Linked DNA regions of Homo sapiens: all the other regions are linked to region 1. The links are chromatin contacts, found by Hi-C or POLR2A ChIA-PET in ENCODE. All regions are on one chromosome and are shown on one strand. The core of a region is the stretch at or near the end of the contact, and the rest is flanking DNA. Distances in the headings are between cores, read along the strand shown.

Region 1 (2,627 bases), core at 68-2,567:
GCTAGTCAAAGAGCAGAGAAAAACTTTAAGGAGTTTTAAGAAAGGGAAGTGCCACGATGAGTTTTGTGTTTGGAAATGTTTTAGGCGGCCACACCGCAGTCTCGGGACTGGCTGGGACCTGGATAGACACTTGGATATCAGCTAGAAAGCTACGACAGGAAACCAGGCGAGGACGAGGCAACTGGGGATGTTGTGGAGCAGAGACGGAGAGAAAATGGGTGCATTCGAGACAAGTTAGGGGGAAAAAATGCAAGGACTTGGAAATGAACTTGGGGCGCGGCAGGAAGGCATGACGGGTTGCTCTGTAGGTCTTATCTGTAAATTACGGCGATCAGTGAAAGATCTGGAGGAGGAAGGTGGACACACTCTCTAACAAAAAAAACCCTTTTTGAAATTTTATACCAATATTTTAAAAGTAAACCAGATCTTTTCAGACATGCCTTTGAGCTGATATTTGTTAACTAGTTAGAATTAGAAACTTTCCTTATTTTTACTCAGTTACAATATACGCCACAGCTGAGGTGAGAGGAAAGAAAAGGTTGCTTTCTTAGGAACAAAGAGTGGTACCTTCAGTATCGTGGGCAAAGCTTTTCCAAGTCCAACAGCAGTCAAAACAGCGCTTTTTATAAATAACACTCAGCTAAAAGTTTCTGGGTTTGTGATTGTTCCAACGGTTAAGCTCGGATGAGGGTCCCTGGAGTCGTAGCTCCCGGGAAACGTCGACTGGCTTTCCACCTGGACTTCATCCGTCCAGGCAGCCCAGAGGGGCTTCAGGCCCCGCCCGCTCTCCTGCCAACTACAGCCTCGCGACTGCGCTCAGCCTTCAGGCCCCGCCCCTTCGGTCAAGCGGCGTGCTCTCACTGCACGGCGCCTGGGCCCCGCGCGCCGGGACCTCGGTTTCAGCCGTCCTGTCCTGCCCCGAGGCCCCTAGGCCCCGCCCCTGGGCCCCGCGCGCCAGGACTTCGGTTTCGACCGTCCTGTCCCGCCCCGAGGCTCCTAGGCCCCGCCCCCTCTGTCCCCGGCGTGTTCTCGCGGCTCCGCCCCTAGGACCCGCGCGCCGGGACTTTGGCAAGTTTCAGCCGTCCGGCCCCGCCCCCTCGGTCCCACGGCTCTCGCGGCCCCTCCCCTAAGTCCCACACGCCGGGACTTTGGCAAGTTTCAGCCTCCAGCCCCACCCCTAGGTCCCGCCCACTCGGCCAGCGGCTGGCTCTCGCGGCCCCGCCCCTGTGCCCTGCGAGTCCCTATTTTGGGAGCATTGCGGCCGCCGTGCCCCGCCCCTCCCCGCGCGCCCCGCCCCTCTGGCGGCCCGCCGTCCCAGACGCGGGAAGAGCTTGGCCGGTTTCGAGTCGCTGGCCTGCAGCTTCCCTGTGGTTTCCCGAGGCTTCCTTGCTTCCCGCTCTGCGAGGAGCCTTTCATCCGAAGGCGGGACGATGCCGGATAATCGGCAGCCGAGGAACCGGCAGCCGAGGATCCGCTCCGGGAACGAGCCTCGTTCCGCGCCCGCCATGGAACCGGATGGTCGCGGTGCCTGGGCCCACAGTCGCGCCGCGCTCGACCGCCTGGAGAAGCTGCTGCGCTGCTCGCGTTGGTAAAGACGGAGCTTCTTGGGGGTGGCTGCGAGGGCACGGGTCGCACAGTTTCTGGGGGCGGCAGAATCTTTTCAAATCTTCCGTTTCCTCCTTCCGTTCCCGCGCTGCAGTCGGGTCGGCGTGCGGTTAGCACCTGCCGGGGGATATAGTATTAACAACTTCTGCTTCTCATTCACTTTATTTTTGGGCGACTTACCGGCCTCCCCTTGCCCTGAATCCAACTGAAACGGTAGTTTTTGAACTTCAGCGGGCTGAAGAACCGTCTGGAGGTGTGGCTAAAAAAATGTTCATCCCGGTCGCGCCTCCAGAGTTTGAATCGGGCTGGGGTGGGGCTGAGGCTTCTGCATTTTTTACCCGGCCCTGGATTACCCCGCTGCTTTCCGGGAGCTGTGGCGAATTGGGCTGGCGGGCCGCCCCGGAGACCCTCTAAATTAGAAGCAGCTGCCACTCTAAGTTAAACTGGCCTTTTTGACATTTTCTCCGTGCCAGCTTTTTCGAGTGAGATGGGATGGAGCATCGGATATCTACCATAGTTGTAGATTGAAGATGGCACGGAATTTCTCATTTTCTTAGTTTGCTCAAAAGACTGTATGTCTGGTGTCCCCGCTCTTAGTGATGCTGTTTATTGTTTTCCTTCATGCTGTCACATTATGGGAGTCCTCTCAGGGTTTTCATTCCGTCCAAAGACATTTTCATGAGTGTTACTTCTTGCTTTTTTTCGTGTAGCTCTTTCTAGTATACAAACCAAGAAGGTTTGTAAAACCCAAGAAAGGTTTGTCTCATTTTCATTTCTTCTGAAAAGCATTTTTATTGAGCACTTGCTGTGTGTACAGCTAAGTATTTCTGTATGAAGATCACTGGCAGTTTTTTTGTTATTTGTAGCTGTCAAAAGTTTATATCCTTTTTGGACTTTTTTCCCCTTTGATTTCTAACTTGCAGAACTTAAGTTACCTAGTTGCATAAAGTATAAGTAACACAACTTTTTCTTTTCTTTCCTTTTTTGAGACGGAGTCTCGCTCTGTCGCCCAGGCTGGAGTG
Region 2 (2,627 bases), core at 69-2,568, 8.7 Mb after region 1:
TAACTTTTAATACAAGATTTAAATCATCATCCCCAGTAGAACATACAAAGATAGTCGGTTCTTTTTCTATTATTTTTCTCTTTCTTCACAAAAATAGAAAAATGTCTCTGCAATTTATCCTCCAATAAGCGTTCTATTGGAATCGATGTAAATGGGTACCCTTTGTCCCTCTCACCTCTGTGCTAACAGCATTGTTTAACTCTGATCCCATTTATCTAGTAAGCTTTGCTCATTTAAAAAAGTAAATTCATGACATCCACTGCAATATACAAAAAGTCTATCATACAGGCTGGCAGCACATTGGAAGTTCTGAACTAACATAACTAACAAAAATAGCCACATTTCTCAATTCTGTGACACAAAAAGCAGATAGCAACATGTGTAATGCACCAAAGATCTAGCTAGAGTTTAAAGAATCTAAATAAATAAAAAAATTAAATGCCCGGATATAATTCTTAATAAGCTATTTTACCTCAAGAAAAATCTAAGGCTGTCTTTAAAATCTCTTTCCAGTTTTACTGTATCCTTTCTGTATGGGCAGCATAACAGAATTTCCAGAAACAGGGGCCGTTTTTAAATCCCCAGTGATAGCTGCCTTTATCTGCACTGTGGAAAATGACACACTGTATCATGCCTTTCTGGACAGTCCATAGGTTTTATTTACATTGCTTTGAGAAACAGACGAAAGACATGTTTTTTTACAATTGTCTTACAGCAATCTGTTCTGAGAGTAACATGTAACACAAATTTTTATATGCAATATATGAAAACATAAATATTTATATATACAATAACATAACCAGACAAATAAATGAAGTTACTATTAAGTCTCTTTAAGTATAAATTTACAAACTGACCACCAGCCACAGAACTTAGCCCTGTAATGGAGAAAAATTATTACTGGCTTAAAAAAATATTAAAATATCACTGTCACTAACATGAAAAAAATTAAAAACAGAAAATAAAAAACAATAACCACCGGAAAACCTGTGTCTTGTAAAGATTTCTTTCCATCAGAAGATGCAGAAACATTTTTCCCCCTGGAGCAAATGAAAACGTTTCTCATGCACCCCCCGTTTCTTCCCTGCTTTCTCCCCCAGGCGCGGGTGTAGACGGCCGGTGTGGACTTTTTTCCAGAGATGAGAAGTAAAAATTTGTACTTTATCGGGAGCGGGTGCACTTTTCCCCCTGGCCCCCCTTTGCTCTGCCTCCAAGATGGTAGGAAAGTTGTCGTTTCGGAGGGCAGAGGAGCAGCTCTCTGGTGTTATGTCCTCGCAGTGCCTGTAGTGGTGCTGTAGGAGGCTGCTGCCTCTTCTTGTACAGCCCCGGCAGCCCTGCCTTCTTGGCTGGAGAGTATATTCAGGGATTTCCCCTTAATAATCACCGACCCTGGGAGCACTTTTTAGTTTCCAAAATAAAAATATGATCCTCACCCCTCTTGCTTGACAGGGAAAGGCTCTCGCCGGAGCCCAGGGGGGAGCAGTAGCAGCGGCAGCCGAGCTTCCTAGTCCATTGCCAGCGCCTCTCACTCTGATCTGTCAGCCCAGCCGAGGGAACAGGGGGGAAGGAGAAAAAAAAAAGCAGCTGAAAGGTAAGCAGAGGCGGCCCCAGGCCCGGCCCACATCCCCGGGCTCCCGTAGGGCGGCGGGCTGGGCCGCGCAGGCTGGGCGGGCGGCGAGCGCGCTTACGTGAGGCCGGGGATTCGCCGGCCCACGCCAGGCCCCGGGCGGAGAATGAAAGGGTGAGTGGGGCCGGCGCCCGGGTGGTGGAGGCCGGGGGCCTGAGGGCCTCCGGGGCGCCCGCGGGCGGCGACGGCGGGCGGGCAGGGGTCCAGCCGGAGCCGGAGTGGGGCGAGCGGAGCGGCCTGCGCGGGCCAGGTGGGGGTGTGCGGCGGGAGGGGGGGGCGCCGGTAGGCCTCGGGCCGGTAGGCCCCACGGCAGCCGCGCCCTGCCCCCGCACCCCGGGCCTCCGCGCGCCCCCTCGAGTCCCCCGGGGTCTCCGGGTGGGACGGCGGCGCTGCTGGGCCGAATCCCGCGCCGGCCCGGAGGCTTTCCCGCGGGGCGGCAGGCCCGGGCTGCCGGGACAGGGGCGTCAGGGCCTAGGAGTGGGGAGTGGGGAATGGGCGCCCGGCTCCCCTTCCCCCGGGTCTCTCGCAGACGGCCCCCAGATTCCGGTAAGAGTTGAATTTATTTATCCCCCTCCTCCGCGCTCCGGACGGCCAGGCCGGGGCGGGGCGGGGCGGGCGGCCTGGCGGGCGTGGGGTCGGGTGGAGGGGCGGTGAGGAGTCAGGTGCAGCCGCGGCCCAGAAAGTTTCCTTTTAGGCCCGAACTGGGGGCCGCTGTCTCTCCGGGGAGCCCTGGTCCTAGCGCCCGGGACCCCCCAGGGCGTGGGGGAGCGCACTCGGCTATTTTGAAACTCTTTGCCAGTTCCTGTCCATTGAAGAAGGTACTCCGCCCCTGCACCCCTCGCCCGCGCCCCACCCAACTCCCCGCGAGCCCATTCGGGGCTGCTAACTCCAGCCCCTTCCCCCTAGAGCCCCCCAGGTTGGGGAGAGGGCCTTCTCTTCCGGTTTGGAAAAGTTTGCAAGGGGCTTTTCTTAGCTTTATTAGTTAGTGACTGGGTTTTTG
Region 3 (2,627 bases), core at 71-2,570, 8.0 Mb after region 1:
AGAGATATCTAATGATATCAGTTGATTGCATTCTGTTATGAAAGTTATTTAAAATGTTCCAGTTTGAATGAACTATTTTTGGTTTGCAAAGTCCCAAACAACATAGCCTCATAGTTCTGCTTGTTGAAACTAATGTACTGAATTGTCTAAGGTTCCAGAAAAAGGAGCCCGCTTTGTTATTCATTTTGCTCTCCACTGAAACACTTCCAAATGGCTTCAAAGTTGTCAACATGAAACCAACGTCACTTCTACTAGTGAAAAAGAACACGTGCTGTCGTTTTCCTGTAGGGGAAGAAGTAATGAAAAGAATAAAAATTAAAACAAAACTTTTACTTAAAGAAATGAAATGCATTTAACAGAAGAGAAAATGGGGAACCTATGGAGCCATTAAACATTTACATAAAACAGTAAAAGTTTTTTTTACCAATGTGGGCTCCCTCCAATCTACCACAATGTGTCCAGTTTCAAAGAAGCCAGGTCACTTTGGAAGTAGTCATTGTATTAATGAGATTTTTCTGGTGCAAAAGCGTTCCATAAAGCTTTCTCTGTAGGAGAGACTTTTGTTGGCATTGTTATGGAAATGTCCTCGGTGAAAATTAGGGGATTAGCATTGATAGATCATTTTCTTTTCTCTTCTCTGTTTTTTTTTTTTTTTTTTTTTTTTTTGAGACAAAGTCTTGCTATGTCCCCCAGGCTAGAGTGCAGTGGCGCGATCTTGGCTCACTGCAACCTCCACCTCCCAGGTTCAAGCAATTCTCCTGTCTCAGCCTCCCAAGTAGCTGGGATTACAGGCGTATGCCACCACGCCCGGCTAATTTTTGTATTTTTTGTAAAGACGGAGTTTCACCATGTTGGCCAGGCTGGTCCTGAACTCCTGACCTCAGGTAATCCACCCGCCTCGGCCTCCCAAGGCGTGAGTCACCGCGCCCGGCTGATAGATCATTTTCAACATGACGATTTAGCAACGGCCGAACCCAGACCATCAAGAATAGGGACCTGGGCAGGTAGAACGGCTCAGTGGAAGAAGCAGAAAACGAAAGCGATGTCTGCACGTGGCCTGCGCTTAAGAGGAAGATCTTATACAACCAGCCAGCCTCACCAGACCCCAGAACCAACTTCAAGAGCCTGTCCTTCCGCAGCTGGGCCGCCCAGCATTAACCCACCTCCTTTAAACTTACTTCCAGGACAACTCGTGAGACTCTTCTCCTCGAAGTAAAAAGTCTAGGATGTGATACGGGCTGCCGCTAAGCCCAAGCTCGTCCTCCACTCACCTTAGAGCACAAGACCGTGACTACGTACAGGAGCAGCCATGACAGCTTCCCCGAGAAGCTGCGCTTCTCACGAGATCTTACGGATTCCCTCAAAGGTCAAAAAGCATATGTTCGCGGCTGTAGCTGAAGGACTTACTTGAAGAAAGTTTACCAAGGAGAATGACTAATTTCCCTGCATACAGGAGTGGGGCTCGGGGATACCACAGAGCTTATAAGGGCGATGTTTGATCGTGTATCGCAACGTAACCCATTCAGGTCCTAACTTTAAACACCTAACCTCTGCTGGGCGCCAGACTTTGTAGTGCGCCTGCGCCTTGCCCTTGGCTGCGTGGTTGCCAGGAAACCGCGAAGCCGCGGTCCCTGCCTCTGAGTCTCTCTCGACCATGGCCAAATTCGTCATCGCGGGTGAGTGATCCCCGCGTCCGCCCGCAGATTGCTCAAAACGCCGACAACAGCTCACCTCCCATGGCCGCTCGGCTTGGCAGCCTCTATACGGACCGCTCCATGCTTTGCTATAGATTTATTCAAAGTTTTTTACTGGACCGTGACGGTGCGCCAAGCATTGTGGGACACTGGGGATGCAATGGAGGGAAACATATCCCTGCCTTAGAGGAGCTTTCAGTCTCATGGGGCACAGAACATGTACTTTTGATACGGTGTGATTAACGCGATGAAGGAGACCTGCACAGGCCTCTGGGAGCGTAGACTCCTAATCTGGGTTTGGGGGATGAGGGAGAGGTGGACACAAGGAACTGGCTGGGGAAGGTATTACAGGAGCTGAGTTGTGAAGGTGTGAGCTGAGGAGGCTATTCCAAATAAAAGCAGAGAGGCAGGAAGCTTCCTGGCCTAACAGAAGATCTGGATATGTGGGGCGTGACAGGACCTGGGGCTACAACAGGAGCAGGAGCCAGGTCCTTGCATTTCATGTAGGTCAAGCAAAGGTGTTTGAACTGTATCCTGAAAGCAATGAGGAATTATAGAAAAATTTTAAGCAGGAGAGTAGTCTTAATGAGTTTGCATTTTAGGAAGCCTGTCTTGGCAGCAACGGAGAGAATGATTGAAAGTGCTGGTTGACAGCAAGGACTCAACTGAGAAGGCTTTTATTACAACAATCCATGGTACCTACCTCCTCTCCTCGTAAAGTTTCTTAAAAGAGTAGACTGCTCTTCCATCTCCAGTTCTGCCTTCCAATCAGTCTTGGAAGAAGGCTTCTACTTCTGCTTCCTGACAGAAACTGCTGTCACCAAAGTCACCACTGACTTTTATAGAAGCTGTTTAGTCTTTGACTTATTTGATCTCTTTGATGCATTGAACACAATTGACATCTACCATCCACAGGAGATTTTTTTTTTTTTT
Region 4 (2,627 bases), core at 41-2,540, 7.8 Mb before region 1:
TTGATGTATTAGTTTCCCTTGGCTGCTGAAACAAATTACCACGAACTTGCTGACTTAAACCATAAATTTATGCTCTCACAGTTCTGGAGGCCAGAAACCCAAAATCAGTTTCACTGGGCCCAAATCAGCATGCATTATAGGGCTGCCCCATGGGCTGGGCGTGAATCTGTCCTTGTCTCTGTTTATTTCAGGGATACATGTGCAGGATGTGAAGGTTTGTTACATAGGTAAATGTATGCCATGGTGGTTTGCTGCCCAGATCATCCCATCACCTAAGTATTAAGCCCAGCATCTATTAGCTATTCTTGATGCTCCCCGCTCCTCCACCCCCTCACCCCCAGTGTGTGCTTGTCTCTTTGTTTCTGGTGGCTGCTGGCATCCTTGGGTTGTGGCTGCCATACTCCAATCTCTGCCACCGTGGCTAAATCGTCTCTCTCAACCTCCCTTTTATGATTTGATGAGGATACTGTGATTCCATTTAGTGTTCGTCTTTCGAATCCAGGATAATCTTCATCTCAAAATCCTTAACTTAACCTGCAAAGACGCTGTTTCCATATAAAGTTACATTTAGAGGTTGCAGGGATTAGGGTCTGATATTATTGGGGGCCGTTATTCAGCCTATTACACTCAGGGTTGTTTTAAGGAGGAAATTTAATGCTGGCAGAGGGCTGAGCACAGCCCACTGACAGCAGAGAGCACTGAGCAAATAGACAAAAAAAGAGGTCTCTTACAATGCCTCCCTTATAGGGCTGCCGTAAAGTTCAAACAAAGCACAGGTATATCACTTATACGAGTAGAGGAGAGATTAAAGAATGAAGTAAAAACTGAGGTCTGTTAACAGCCCCTCTCCCGCCGCCAGGATTTGCACACCTTTCTCTGCAGGAAGCCTTGAACCCTCTCCACTCGCATTTCCACCACCTCCAGGCAAGATCTCCCACGTGGAGGCCCCACCCCCTCCCTGACGCGCCCCACTCTCGCCCCGCCCACCTGGTGGGCGTCCCCGGCCGTTAGCGCCCTGGAAGCATCCGGGACTTCAGGGTCAGTACATTACAATGCCTGACAAATCCTAGCCAGTTCTATCAAATTATATCTTTCTTACAGGCTTTTAAGCTATTAGTCTCATAAAGATACATTTAATCAGCGAGGTAATGGCATGATGAGTGTTTTTAGGTTAAAAAGAGAACAGGAACTGTTGCCAGCAGAATGGCGATATTCAAGACAACACGCACAAGAAGAGGCGGGTCCTACGCGCTTCGCTAGGGAAGCCCGGGTCAGCTCGCTGCGCAGGCGCAGTGAGTTCGACACACCATGCCGACTGTCAGCGTGAAGCGTGATCTGCTCTTCCAAGCCCTGGGCCGCACCTACAGTGAGTGGCGGCCCTATACGTTGGGCCCTACGCCTCTTCTCGGAGGCAGGGCCTCCCTCCAAAAGGGCAATGTGGCGACATTCATGCCTTCCTGAAGGTTTTGGCTCCGGGAGGCCGGGGTTTACGCGGGAAGGCCGATGATGGTGGCGGTCCGGCTGGGCTGTGGTAGCCTCGGAACCGGCATCGCAGCGGTGCCACTGCTTGTGCCCGGCTTGCCGTGTCATTCATTCAGCGATCTGCCATCGAGTGCCTACAGCGTGCCTGGCACCGACATCCAAGCCAGGGGATAGAACAGGAAGGAAACCCGGGGTTGCATCCCGAGCGTAGCCAGTTAATTGCAATAGCAGCGCTGTGGGAACTCAGTTTATAAGGGGGTAGGAGGAGAGATTTGTGCAGCGGGGTGGAGAACGGCATTCCACCTGTCTTCGTTTTATTAATGTTTCCTGAGCGCCTGTTATGTGTCAGGCACTGTTCTAAGAGCTTAGGACTAGAGCTGTGCACACGACACGTCAGGTCCACGTTCTGTCTGATGGAGGCAGACAATTAACCAGCACGTTAATAAAATGATTTCGGATAATGTTAAATGCCATCAAGGAAAGAAAAGGTGTTGTGCCAAGAACAACTTTAGATAGGGTGGTAACATTTGATCTGAGACCTGAATGGGGAGTATTAAATGGGTGTAGACTTCATTCTACATTTCATCTTTTAATCAGTTCTAAAAACACAACCATTGAAAAAAAGGAGGGAGATATTAAATGCAGTTATCAGTTACCTCACAGCCGTAGCAGCTGCCCCACCCTATTTTTTTTTTTATTTTTATTTTTTGAGACGGAGTCTGCACTCCCAGGCTGGAGTGCAGTGGCGCGATCTCGGCTGACAGCAACCTCCGTCTCCCTGTTCAAGCAATTTTCTGCCTCAGCCTCCCGAGTAGCTGGGATTACAGGCGTCCGCCATCGCGCCCGAGTAATTTTTTTGTATTTTTAGAGAGACCAGGTTTCACCATCTTGGCCAGGCTGGTCTTAAACTCCTGACCTCGTGATCCACCTGCCGCGGCCTCCCAAAATGCTGGGATTACAGGCGTGAGCCACCGCGCCCGGCCCCCACCCCATAATTTTTAGCTTGTATAAAGGCTGGACCAACTGGTTCGTGAGAGCTGTTTTTTTTGTTTTTAGGGCTCAGTGTGTTAACAAAGGCCTAATTGGTTTAATGACAGCCACCGCTTCCCAGAATAAGATTACTGTTACAGTGAAAATAAAGCTGG
Region 5 (2,627 bases), core at 40-2,539, 7.1 Mb after region 1:
CAGAGGAATCGCTTGAAACCGAGAGGCGGAGGTTGCAGCGAGCCGAGATCGCGCCACTGCACTCCAGCCTGGGCGGGCGACAAAACGAGATTCCGTCTCAAAAAAACAACTTGTCTGCACCCCTGGTAATAACCTCTCACACCCTTCACAGTCATTTTACGCCCCTCCCCCCATTTTCTTTCTTTCTGTGTTCAAATTATAGTTGGAAGGAATAAAGCAGCTTCTTTCACGCCGACTTAACCTATTAGGAATACCATATAGTGTCTCCTATGGCAACCTCTATTTTGAGTCTAGATAAGAAATCCTCAAACATCTGGGTCTAAACTGTCGCGGGCATCAGCTATCTTCACGGATGGGAGGAAGGAACAATCAGACCCTTACCTGGTTCCTTCACTTAGGTACCATCTGGATGGGTTAAGGGAGGGAATGGGATGAGTACTCCGAAGTTGAGGTATTTGAGTTTCCATTGAGAAAAGGAAAACAATATACCCCAAAAGTCTTAGCAAAGTCCCACCAGACAATGAACAGAGCTACAAACAAGAAGGGCGGCGGACTAGAGGGTCCCACGCCGGCTTGGGAGAATGGGAAGCGGGAGCAAGAACTGGGCGTTACGGTAAGGAGGAGGAAAAGAAACTGGCCAGACGCAGCAGGGCAAGAATAAGGGGTGGGGACGCGAGGCAGAACCAGCCTTCGTCCCGGGGCCGGCTACCGGCAGGAAGGAGCCCGAGGCGGCGGATGCCTCCCGGGGGACTCTGGGGGAGGAGGCGGGCAGAGGTGAGCCCGAGGGCGGATGGCATCCGCCGCCTCCTTACCTTCGGGCATCTCGCGGTCGCTGATGTGCTGCAGGTGGTGGCCCTCGCCCTCTCCGAAATCCAACTCGGCAGGCTCCACCACAGCGGGCGCTACCGCCACCGCGTCCCCGGACACCGCCTCGTAGATGTCGGACGCGCAGTACAGCTCCGCCGACCCCGCGCGCCGGCCCAGCTTGGGGCTGGCATTGGGGGACACGCAACAGGTCAGCGTGTTCCCCATGGGAAGCCTCCGCTCCTCTCTGCCACCGCCTTCGCTCGCCCCCTACTCCGCCGCCCTCAACAGCCGCCCCCTCCCCCAACAATGGCGCGGCCGGCACCGGCAGCCCCGGGCTACGCTGGGGCTGCACCGCGCAAGCAGACGCCGCCTCGCCCGCGGTTCGCCCGCCCGCCCCGCGGCCCGGCCCCGGGCAGGGCTCGGGCCTCGGCCGCACCCCCACCGCCGCGCTGCCGCCGCCTCCCTTAAGCTGACTCGTCTGCGAGGGCGGTGACCAGCCCGGCTTATTTAAAAGGGGTGGGGAACCCAACAAGCGCTGTGAAGCACAGCCACTGCCGGGAGAGAGCGCGGCTGGAGCTCCTCCTCCTTCCGCCGCCGCCTACCGACTGAAGGCCGCTGGCCCTGGCCGGTGCCTGCCAACCGGAACGCGACCTGCGGTCACCTGGTTAGGAGGAACCAATCATGGTCAGAGTTCCCCCTCCGGCGCCCGCCTCGAAGCCAGGCACGTGACCTGCTGCCCCGCCCCCGCCTGGCAGCTGCCCAGCCCCTCACGCCGCTATCCCAGACTCGGGTTTTCATTCATCGCTGGCTGCTGGGAGCTTTCCGGTCCTACTGGAAGCGCACGGGCATTTGTAACTGGAAGCTGTGTCAATGATCTCTGTAGAAAGCCGTTATTAGTAAAGAGTTCGCTCCATTAGCAACTCTTCTTCCGAGTCTGACAGCTTTCGTTTGCTCACTAAACTTGGTTACACCCAAATTGTTAACTGTTTTTGTAACTCAGTGCTCCGCTCCTGTCTTCCAATGAGCGTTAGTTTTCACCTGCAACGTGATCATAGCAACCCTGGGGCCCTGGTCCTACTCTCCATAAAGAGTTGTGGCTGTGGGTCTTGAATGAGACTCGAGGACACGTCACCCTTCCACTTCCTCATCCATAAAATAGGGACCTAACTCGTCCCTGCCAACTCTGAAATGCTGGGACTCGCCAACTCCCTTTTCTTGCCTGTTTCTCTCCTCTAGGCAGGGACTTCCAGGTTTCTCTTCTTGTACTAAAAACAGCACAGAAAGCACGATTTTCTCACGCAAAACTGAGAACCATGCAGTGGGGCACCACAGTCTTGATTCCATGAAGATGAATAGTTACCATTTGGCAAGCACTATGTGCCAGACAGTGTTCCAACTGTGGTATATTTATTTAACCCTTAAAAACAATCCCGGCCGGGCGCGGTGGCTCATGCCTGTAATCCCAACACTTTGGGAGGCCGAGGCGGGCGGATCACCAGGTCAGGAGATCCAGACCATCCTGGCTAACACGGTGAAATCCCGTCTCTACTAAAAATACAAAAAATTAGCCGGGCATGGTGGCACGCGCCCGTATTCCCAGCTACTCGGGAGGCTGAGGCAGGAGAATCACTTGAACCCGGGAGGCAGAGGTTGCCGTAAGCCGAGATCGCGCCATTGCACTCCAGCCTGGGCGACCTAGGCTCCGTTTCAAAAAAATAAAACATAAAAATAAAAATAAATAAACAAATATATATATATACACACAATGTCACTTCCTCCCTAAGCTTGATTTCTACCTTTATTTTCTGATCATCATGATC

What was found. A loop is a pair of places that touch in the nucleus more often than their neighbours do. ChIA-PET counts read pairs that join two places held with the same protein, here RNA polymerase II (POLR2A). Pooled maps may share reads with other maps.
Region 2: a map of naive thymus-derived CD4-positive, alpha-beta T cell shows a loop between it and region 1 (23-fold over the local background). The contact joins the promoter of INO80D here to the promoter of BARD1 in region 1. A Hi-C loop is called at or near these places in 1 of 168 maps with a recorded cell type or tissue (naive thymus-derived CD4-positive, alpha-beta T cell) and 3 of 50 pooled maps. POLR2A ChIA-PET finds 5 or more read pairs at or near these places in 1 of 52 experiments (activated CD8-positive, alpha-beta T cell).
Region 3: a loop to region 1 is called in a map of CD8-positive, alpha-beta T cell, with 39 times the contacts of the local background. The contact joins the promoter of FASTKD2 here to the promoter of BARD1 in region 1. A Hi-C loop is called at or near these places in 1 of 168 maps with a recorded cell type or tissue (CD8-positive, alpha-beta T cell) and 7 of 50 pooled maps. POLR2A ChIA-PET finds 5 or more read pairs at or near these places in 1 of 52 experiments (OCI-LY7).
Region 4: a pooled map shows a loop between it and region 1 (30-fold over the local background). The contact joins the promoter of FARSB here to the promoter of BARD1 in region 1. A Hi-C loop is called at or near these places in 6 of 50 pooled maps.
Region 5: a map of ascending aorta shows a loop between it and region 1 (26-fold over the local background). The contact joins the promoter of CCNYL1 here to the promoter of BARD1 in region 1. A Hi-C loop is called at or near these places in 1 of 168 maps with a recorded cell type or tissue (ascending aorta) and 10 of 50 pooled maps. POLR2A ChIA-PET finds 5 or more read pairs at or near these places in 1 of 52 experiments (OCI-LY7).

What each region holds. Positions count from the first base shown.
Region 1 is chr2:214,808,373-214,810,999 of GRCh38, reverse strand. It overlaps BARD1 (BRCA1 associated RING domain 1), which reads left to right and starts at 1,317. Exons shown (of 11, transcript NM_000465.4): 1 at 1,317-1,588. The coding sequence starts at 1,431. SNHG31 (small nucleolar RNA host gene 31) reads right to left here and starts at 771. Exons shown (of 4, transcript NR_110292.1): 1 at 568-771. RefSeq lists a silencer at 839-1,408 and enhancers at 1,959-2,038, 2,329-2,378.
Region 2 is chr2:206,084,865-206,087,491 of GRCh38, reverse strand. INO80D (INO80 complex subunit D) reads left to right here and starts at 1,318. Exons shown (of 11, transcript NM_017759.5): 1 at 1,318-1,591. It overlaps INO80D-AS1 (INO80D antisense RNA 1), which reads right to left. Exons shown (of 2, transcript NR_186084.1): 2 at 1-1,535. RefSeq lists enhancers at 1,062-1,171, 1,182-1,231, 736-1,555, 1,282-1,571 and silencers at 1,622-1,831, 1,912-2,081, 2,102-2,301, 2,342-2,391, 2,293-2,587.
Region 3 is chr2:206,764,299-206,766,925 of GRCh38, reverse strand. FASTKD2 (FAST kinase domains 2) reads right to left here and starts at 1,320. Exons shown (of 12, transcript NM_001136193.2): 1 at 1,179-1,320; 2 at 1-282. The coding sequence starts at 232. MDH1B (malate dehydrogenase 1B) reads left to right here and starts at 1,598. Exons shown (of 12, transcript NM_001039845.3): 1 at 1,598-1,676. The coding sequence starts at 1,655. RefSeq lists enhancers at 1,050-1,429, 1,680-1,819.
Region 4 is chr2:222,654,755-222,657,381 of GRCh38, reverse strand. It overlaps FARSB (phenylalanyl-tRNA synthetase subunit beta), which reads left to right and starts at 1,290. Exons shown (of 17, transcript NM_005687.5): 1 at 1,290-1,366. The coding sequence starts at 1,309. It overlaps LOC124907985 (a long non-coding RNA gene), which reads right to left and starts at 949. Exons shown (of 2, transcript XR_007088095.1): 1 at 871-949. RefSeq lists a silencer at 867-1,063 and an enhancer at 1,180-1,229.
Region 5 is chr2:207,710,302-207,712,928 of GRCh38, reverse strand. CCNYL1 (cyclin Y like 1) reads right to left here and starts at 1,289. Exons shown (of 10, transcript NM_001330218.2): 1 at 813-1,289. The coding sequence starts at 1,032. RefSeq lists silencers at 466-625, 638-747, 1,168-1,617 and enhancers at 489-1,485, 1,838-1,887, 1,898-2,097.